2 separate regions of the Homo sapiens genome follow, and region 2 is linked to region 1. A link is an interaction called in ENCODE POLR2A ChIA-PET data of the cell type or tissue named here. Cell type or tissue: K562. All regions are shown on one strand. Each heading gives the region's core, and the rest is flanking DNA. Links, peaks and the distances in the headings are about the cores only. Region 1 has its middle 3.3 kb from the start of AADACL3. Region 2 has its middle 9.3 kb from the start of AADACL4.

The links. Peaks named below come from ENCODE experiments on the same cell type or tissue, not always from the same donor. Only the 100,000 strongest peaks of a DNase experiment are listed, where the experiment ranks them.
Region 2: POLR2A ChIA-PET joins it to region 1 with 5 read pairs; 2 of 35 experiments call an interaction of 5 or more read pairs at or near these places.

Annotation. Positions count from the first base shown.
Region 1 is chr1:12,710,659-12,715,047 of GRCh38, forward strand. No RefSeq gene overlaps it. Among named protein-coding and RNA genes, the nearest start is that of AADACL3, 3.3 kb to the right of the region's middle. In K562, for the core only: no CTCF peak of the experiment used is centred there; no DNase peak of the experiment used is centred there; H3K27me3 peaks cover 1,046 bases.
Region 2 is chr1:12,632,584-12,636,972 of GRCh38, forward strand. No RefSeq gene overlaps it. Among named protein-coding and RNA genes, the nearest start is that of AADACL4, 9.3 kb to the right of the region's middle. In K562, for the core only: no CTCF peak of the experiment used is centred there; a DNase peak (open chromatin) is centred at 2,518.

The DNA of each region.
Region 1 (4,389 bases), core at 171-4,170:
TGATGTGGATTGGAGGGACTCAGAGTTTCCCTTGGTTCCCGTCTTTGGACCACACATTAGGATTAATATATTTTTCATTTGCAGTGGTGAGTAGGTTTAATGAGGTGAGGAATCCTCTTGGACTGACTTGTAGACCTATGCTCAACTTTAACATTAAATCCCTTCCCAATAATTTAGTTCCTGCTTCAGGGATTAATAAGAACTGAATATGAGCTGAGTGATCCTGGTATCTAACTTCTAAAATTTTTGCTCTAAATCCTTCCCCGTTTACCCCAGAGACTTAAAGTTCCTCTGAGGAGGAGACATTAGATGGGGGGAAACAAACAGAGGAGCGAGTGGCCCCTGAATCGACTAAAAAGGTGATAAGCTCATGTTTGGGTCCCACCTCTAAATTTATCAAGGGCTCCTGGTGGGACTCAAGAAAAAAGAGACAGAGCCCCTAACTCCCCTATTCTTCCTCAAAAGTCATGAGTGGAAGGGCTTCTTTTTCCTTTCTTAATTCAGGACATCCTCTCTTGAAGGCCTGTTCTTCCACATCTATAGCACCTATCTTTCCCTTCCTCCCTCTTAGTTCTGGGATTCTTTAACCCTGCTCCCACAAACTCTTTAGGGGGCCTGGCAGATGAGGGCTTTGGTCCTCCAGATGGAGACTGGGGTCTTTTAAAGGAGGGTTTGGACCCTTTATAGTTTTTGGCTCCCTGGAAACTCTGTCTAGAAGTACCTGGATTTGGAGCCATCTGTTGGAAGGTGGATAACATAAGTTTTGTCTTTTGTTTCTGTTTTTCTTTGTCCCTTCTCACATATAATTTCTGAGCTTCCCTAAGCTCACTTAGGGGACAGTCTTCCCAATTGTCTATTTTTTTAGCTTTTTTTGAAATGTCTGGCCAACTTTTAGTGACAAATTTGAGTTTCAACATTCCTTGCCTAAGGGGATCATCCAAATTGAGGCATGCATATTGCCTCATTTGCTCTCTTAATCTGTCCAGGAATCTCAGAGGCCCTTCATCCTTTTCCTGTTGTATATCAAGTGTTTTAGAAAGATTTTGGCTTTGGGGTACTGATTCCTGAATTCCTTTTATTATTATCTCCCTTAGGTCCTGCATATTTTCCTGGTGATCTGCGTTGTTATTGTCCCACTGGGGGTCTCGGGTGGGGAATTTCTGGCCTGCAGTAGGAATGTTTTCACCAGGAGGGTGCTCACATTCCCAAACTACCATAGCAGTCCTACGAATCATACTCCTTTCTTCCCCTGAAAAGAGGGTGCCCAAGATGAACATTAACTTGGCCCAAGTGTATAACTGAGGTCCTAAGAATTGGTCAATTTGGTCTGTCACTCTGTAAGGGTCATCTAGTAGTGGTTTAAGCTCCTTTTTAAAATTCTGGACTTCTGAACTGGTTAAGGGAACATTTTCAAAGCCAATGGCCCCCTACTCCTTGTGGTACCTCTTTCAAATGGAAGAGAATTGGGACTGACCCCTTAGGTATGGAGGGAATTGGGAAATTCTGAATATCTTTTTTTACATTGTTCTACCTCATGCTGGATTCCTTTTAGAGAGGGGTAAAAGTATTTAGGTTGGGAGGGAACAGGCTGGTGGGATGGTAATTCCCAAGAGTCAGTAAGGAGGAGGGGTAACGTGAGTAGAGGAAGGATTTGGAATGGGATATGAGGCAGCAGTAGCTGCCTGAGGGGAAGGATTGGGGATACTGAGCAGGGGAAATAGTCTAGGGGATTCCATGCACTGGAATTTTTAGGCATGAGAGCTGGCTCCTCTGACTTTTCATTTTGAGTGCCAGATTGGGTTTTTAAGGGAAAAAGGAGGGCAGGCCCTTCCCTCCAGCAAAGAGCATAGCCTAGTTCTTCTTGAGACACTGAATTTTATAATTAACATATTGGATTAGAAGCTGACACATTACATCCTCATTTGACCCAAACTTTGGCCAGAAGATTGAGGGTTTGAGGATGGGTCCCTGAGTCCAAATAAAACATCAATATTTTATCGTTTTTTTGCTTTTTCTTATGTTTAGTCCTTTCATTATCCTTCCAGTATTTTAGCATGAGACCTAGGGGGCTCTCTGGGGGGATATCTTTGCTACTATCTTTATCCTTCTTGCTCCCTATCTTGCTTGGGGTATTTCCCATATTGATGGTTTTGGGGTAAGGTTCAACTTCCCTTACTGGAAATTTCTTGTCTTTTGGGGTGAGGCTCAATTTCCCTTATTGGAAATTTCTTGCCTTTTCTACTACTGGAGGTTTTTGTGAAGTTCAATCCCCCCTAATGGAGATGTCTCATCTCTTTTTAACCTCTAAGCCACCCCAACAAAGGAGTACTTCACCGCCCCCCCGCGACATTCTTACCTTGGTCCCAACCAACAAGGAAATACTTTACCAGCTCCTGCAGTGTCTTTTCCTCGGTCCATGTGCAGACTTTAGTGGCCATTATGGAGGATCCTTTACCCCAGGTTGCTGGCCAGTTTCTTTCCACATTGCTGAGAGCTCGGGTTATTTCTCACATGGGGTGGGTCCTGATTTTTCACCCCTGAGGCCCTCACAAGGGGGCAGGGTGCGCCTCCTCCTGAGACAGAAGCAGAGACCGCTCCTGGAGGGAAATGTAATCCTGGACGTATAAATTGAGAAGCTTAACAGAAGATACAAGGTCCAAATAAAAGAAGGAGAAAAATAAGTATTAAAGGACTAAGAATTGGGAGGACCCAGGACATCCAATTAGAGAGTGCCCAAGAGGGTTGAGCATAATTACTTGCTTGGTTGGTGAGTTTTTGGGAAAAGACCATTAGTCCGTTTTACCTTTCCTGACCATATCCAGGCCATCACCAATCATTCTATATGACAAATGCTCCCTTTAACAACCCCACAATATTGCCCTTTACCACAAAATCTTCTGTCAGCTTAATCTCTCCCACTCTAAGTTCCCATGCTGCCCCTAATCCCCCTCGAAGCAGCCCTGAGAAACATCACCCATTATCTCTCCATAGTACCCCGAAAATTTTTCACTGCCCCAACACTTCAACACTATTTTGTTTTATTTTTCTTATTAATATAAGAAGACAGGAATGTCAGGCCTCTGAGCCCAAACCTGCATGTATACATCCAGATGGCCTGAAGCAAGTGAAGAATCACAAAAGAAGTGAAAATGGCTGCTTCCTGCCTTAACTGATGACATTCCACCATTGTGATTTGTTCCTGCCCCACCTTAACTGAGCCATTAACCTTGTGAAACCTTCTCCTGGCTCAGAACCTCCCCCACTGAGCACCTTGTGACCCCCGCCCCTGCCCGTAAGAGAAAAACCCCCTTTGACTGTAATTTTCCACTACTCACCCAAATCCTATAAAACAACTCCACCCCATCTCTCTTCGCTGACTCTCTTTTCGGACTCAGACTGCCTGCACCCAGGTGAAATAAACAGCCTTGTTGCTCACACAAAGTCTGTTTGGTGGTCTCTTTACACAGACACGCGTGACACCCAGCACTTTGGGAGGCCAAAGCGGGTGGATCACCTGAGGTCAGGAGTTCGTGACCAGCTTGGCCAACATGGTGAAAACCCATCTCTACTAAAATAACAAAATAAAAAATAACTAAAAATACAAAAAAAATTAGCTGGCATGGTGTCACACACCTGTAGTCCTAGCTATTCGGGAGGCTGAGGCAGGAGAATTGCTTGAACCCGGGAGGCGGAGGTCGCAATGAGCTGAGATTGTGCCATTGCACTCCAGGTTGGGTGACAGAGAGAGACTCAGTCTCTCTCTCTCACACACACACACAAATAAATCAATAAAAATAAAAATTAGATGGGCATGCATGGTGGTGCACACCTGTAGTCCCAGCTACTCCAGAGGCCGAGGTGGGAAGATTACTTGAGCCTGGGAGATGGAGGCTGCAGTGAGCCAAGATTGCACCACTGCACTCCAGCCTGGGTGACAGCATGAGACCCCATCTCAGAAAAAAAAAAAAAGAAAGAAAGAAAGAATGCTTCAGGCTGGCTTCCTGACATCTAATTAAGTCTTCCCACGTGCCAGACTCATACTAGTGCTTGACACAGGCTGGTGTTCTTGAGGCAGCCAACAGTCCTATGGAGTGGGGAGTACTATTATTATCCCCATTTGACAAACTTGGAAACTGAGGCTGATTGCACATAACGTGCTCATGATCAGCATGCTGGCATTTGGCAGAGCCAGGATTCAAATTCAAGTGTTGCAAATGCAGGGTTTCTCAACCACCATACTATCGGCTTGCTGGACTGCATAAGTCTTTGTGCATTGCAGGATGTTTGGCAATATCCCTGGCCTCTTGTCTATGACACTCTAGAACCAGCCCTCTGGCCCTTCCTGAGTGGGGACAACAAAAATGTTTCTGATATTCCCATATCTTCTGG
Region 2 (4,389 bases), core at 283-4,282, 78 kb before region 1:
CCTCTGCCTCCCAGGGCTTAAGCGATCCTCCCACTTCCCTCTCCTGAATAGCTGGGACCACAGACTCTCACCATCACACCCAACAAGTTTTTGTGTTTTTTTTTTTTTTTTTTTGGAGACAGGGTCTCCCTATGTTGCCCAGGCTGGTCTTGAACTCCTGGGCTCAAGCAATCCACCTGCCTTGGCCTCCCAAAATGCTGGGATTACAGGCAGGAGCCACCACAACAACCTTGAATTATACATTTTAAACAGGTGAATTGTATGGTATGTGAATTACATCTCAATAAAGCTGTTACAAACAAAGAGAAAAGCCCCACAGGGGTAAGATGTCCACATGAGTAGTTGTAGACACTGCCCTTCTCCCTCACATCTAGCGGAGGTCAGGGGACAGGCAGAAATCACTGATCACAGAAGTGGATTCACACTTGTGAGATGTCCCAGAGGAGAGGACAGAGTGTCGTGTGAGTGGCAGGTAAGTGGGGCATTTGCCAAGGGCAGGGTTGGGGGAATTGAGGAAGTTTTATTGGAGGAAATCGTGGAGGTGAGAAAACCACCGAGGTTTCTCTGTCCCAAACACTTGAACTTCCAGGTCATACTGTCCCTGTGTGACCAGGTGTCTCAAGGAAGTGGACTTTCTGTGCTTTCAGCTCTAATTGGGGTAGGTAGGAGCCCCCCACCCCCACAAGGTGATGGTGCCCTGGGCACTTGTTGGATGTCTTGTGTTATTTTATTTTTATTTACTTATTTTTTTTGAGACAGAGTCTTGTTCTGTCACCCAGGCTGGAGTGCAGTGGCTGGATCTCGGCTCACTGCAAGCTCCGCCTCCAAGGTTCACACCATTCTCCTGCCTCAGTCTCCCGAGTAGCTGGGACTACAGGTGCCCACCACCACGCCCGGCTAATTTTTTGTATTTTTTAGTAGAGACGGGATTTCACCGTGTTAGCCAGGATGGTCTTGATCTCCTGACCTCGTGATCCACCCGCCTCGGCCTCCCAAAATGCTGGGATTACAGGCGTGAGCCACCACGCCCGGCCGGATGTGTTGTGTTGTTGTTTTTTTTTTTACTTTTAAATTTTTGTGGGTACATAGCAGGTGTATATATTTGTGGGGTACCTGAGATATTTTGATACAGGCATACAGTCTGTAATGATCACGTCGGGGTAAATGGGAATCTATAATCTTAAGCATTTATCCTTTGTCTTATAAACAATCCAATCATACCTTTAGTTATTTTTAAATGTAAAATTAAATTATTATATTTTTCTTTCTTTAGAAATGAGGTCTCACTATGTTGCTCAGACTGGTCTCAAATTCCTGAGCTCAAGCGATCTTCCCACTTCCGCCTCCCAAAGTGCTGGAATTACAGGCGTGAGCCACCGCGCCAGGCCGTTAAATTATGACTGAGTATAGCCACCATGCTGGGCTGTCAAATACTAGTTCTTATTCATTCTATTTTTTGTATCCATTCACCATCCTCACTCCCCCCCCACCCCCTCATGAGGTTTTAAAGGCTGAGTGGCAGCCAGACCTGGTTCAAATCCTCTGTAGCAAGTTGGAAGGGGGTCCCCCAAAAGATACATCTCCATCCTAATCTCTGAATGTGTGAATGTGACTTGACTTGGAAAGGGTCTTTGCAGATTTGACTAAGGATCTCAAGATGAGGTCATTTTGGAATAGCCAGAGGGGCTCCAAATCCAACGACAGGTGTCATTATGAGAGAAGACAGACGCCCAGGGAAGAGAAGGCCGATGTGAGGACAGAGGCAGAGACTGGAGTGGCGCAGCTGCAAGCCGCAGAACCCTGGAGCCACCGGAAGCTGCAAGAGGCCAGGAAGTGATACAGGAGCTAAAAATAAATTATTTAGGAGGATAGTGAGGGTAAGAGAGTCCTCGGTAAGGTTTTCTCTTTAATAAAAAGCAGCCCCCATATCATTTTTTTCTTTTTCTTTTTTTGAGACGAAGTTTCCCTCTTGTTGCCCAGGCTGGAGTGTAATGGCGCGATCTCGGTTCACAGCAACCTCCGCCTCCCGGGTTCAACCGATTCCTCAGCCTCCCGAGTAGCTGGGATTACAGGCATGGGCCACCACGCCTGGCTAATTATGTATTTTTAGTAGAGACGGGGGTTTCTCCATGTTGGTCAGGCTGGTCTCGAACTGGCGACCTTAGGTGATCTGCCCGCCTCGGCCTCCCAAAGTACTAGGATTACAGGCAAATCATTTTTTTTTCCTAACAAAAAACAGCCTGAAAAATCAAGCTGCAAACAGATAAGCAAGCTGGAAGCTGGCGTAGGGAAATGCCGGCAGGAAATTACTATGTGCCTGTGTGTACGTGGGAATTTCCTATGTGCCCATTGGAAACGGCTATCTGGGGGCCAGGCATGTTCAACATGGAGGCCACATGTGCAGTAAAGAAGCAGACAATGCGGCGCTGGCCAGGTGGAGACCCCAACTGTATAACAAAAGATTAGGGTGGGATGGCCAGCTTCTTCGTGCGCTATGTAAAGGGAACACCTGGTCCAACCAATCCTCTGCGCCCTATGTAAATCAGACACCGCCTCCTCAAGCTCATCTACAAAACCGACCGCATCTCGCTGCAAACTGGGAGGGAGCTTTTCCCTTTTGCCTATTAAACTTCCACCCTTAAACTCACTCCTTGCGTGTGTGCATCCTTAAGTTCCTTGGCGTGAGGCAACGAACCTGGGGTATTACCCCAGGCAAATGATGCCGCTTCAGAAGGATTCCCCTAGAACCTCTGGAGGGACTGTGGCCCTGCCCACCCCTTGATTTTGGACTTCCAGCCTCCAGAATTGTGAGAGAATGCATCTATGTCATTTTAAGCCACCGAGTTTGTGATCATTTGCTCCGCATCAACAGGACACGGATATTCCTCCTTCTTCACTTAAACAGCGCCTCACCTGGAGCATAGTTCTTAATGCCCCTGGGCCTTGGCTTCCACATCTGTGAAATGGGGACAGCTGGAGTGCCTACATCAGGGGTGTGTGAGGGCTTCTTGATAAGAGTCAGGGGTAGAGCTCTCAGAGGGAGGCTTGGCACCCCCTAAGTGCCCCTTGCCGGGCAGTGAGCCCCACACACTAGTTCTATCCTCCTGCAGGGGCACAAGGGGACATTAGAAAACCCAGCCTCAAGGTCTGGCTTGTCACAGCTAAGACAGGACCTCGGCTAGTCACGGGTTGTCAAGGCTGTCTTATGGGAAATGGTGCGGATGACTCCACCTCTATTACGTCTTTTTTTTTTTTTTTTTTTTGACGGAGTCTTGCTCTGTCCCCAGGCTGGAGTGCAGTGGTGCGATCTTGGCTCACTGCAACCTCCGCCTCCTGGGTTCAAGTGATTCTCCTGCCTCAGCCTCCTGAGTAGCTGGGACTACAGGCGTGTGCCACCACACCCGGCTAATTTTTGTATTTTTAGTAGAGACGGGATTTCACCATGTTGGCCAGGATAATCTCGATCTCTTGACCTTGTGATCCGCCTGCCTTGGTCTCCCAAAGTGCTGGGATTACAGGCGTGAGCCACCACACCCGGCCCCGTGATGTCATTTTTAACCCTGTTAGTTAGAGGGAAGGCGAATCTCACGGTGGCCAGACACAGCCCCTGGGGTGGGCTCCCTGGTTTAGAGTCCAGTTCTGCCACCCACTTGCTGTGTGCCCGTGGGCAAGTCACTTCACTTCTTCCTACCTTGGTTTCCTGCTGTAAAATGGGTACAGTGTCCATTACGCCACTACCCCTTCGTGTTTACTGACGCTTAGACCAGTGCTGGAAAATGCCACATGGTCATGAAATAGATGTCAGGCTCCTGACCAAGGTCATTCCTTTGAATTTGAAACCCAACCAAGTTTCTGCCTGAAAGGAAACTGCCTCTTCACCGCTGGCCCCCACCCTGCCTCCCAAGGGAAGCTTACACCCCAGGAAAGTCCTCTGGCTGAACATTGCTCAGCGGTTTACCAGCTAACGCTTCGGGAGGCTGGGGGGAGGTAGATGAGTACCTTGGCCCTTGCCCCTGCGTGCCTGGGTTTCTCCCACAGGAAGACAAACCCATCCTCCTGGTGTGAGTCCTCCCAGGCCTGGGATGGAAATGCTGCTTTGGCCCAAATATCAGGTCATATGGCCTGTTTTCTCAAGGGCTTCCCCCTTGAATTCTTGGAATTCTTGGCTAGCAGGGAGGGCTCCCAAGGGATCTGCTCCCAGGTCTGGGTTAGCTGGGCTGATTTACAGCATAGGGCACTGCCTGTGGCCTAGGGAATGGGATGGGGTGGGGAGAGGGCACTGAGGGTGGGGATTTCCACAGCTTGGTGAGGCCATGGGTGTTCTGGTGGGGGACCGGCCTCACCCCATCTTCCCCAGATAGCTTGGGGCTTCCTGGGGATGCCAAACAC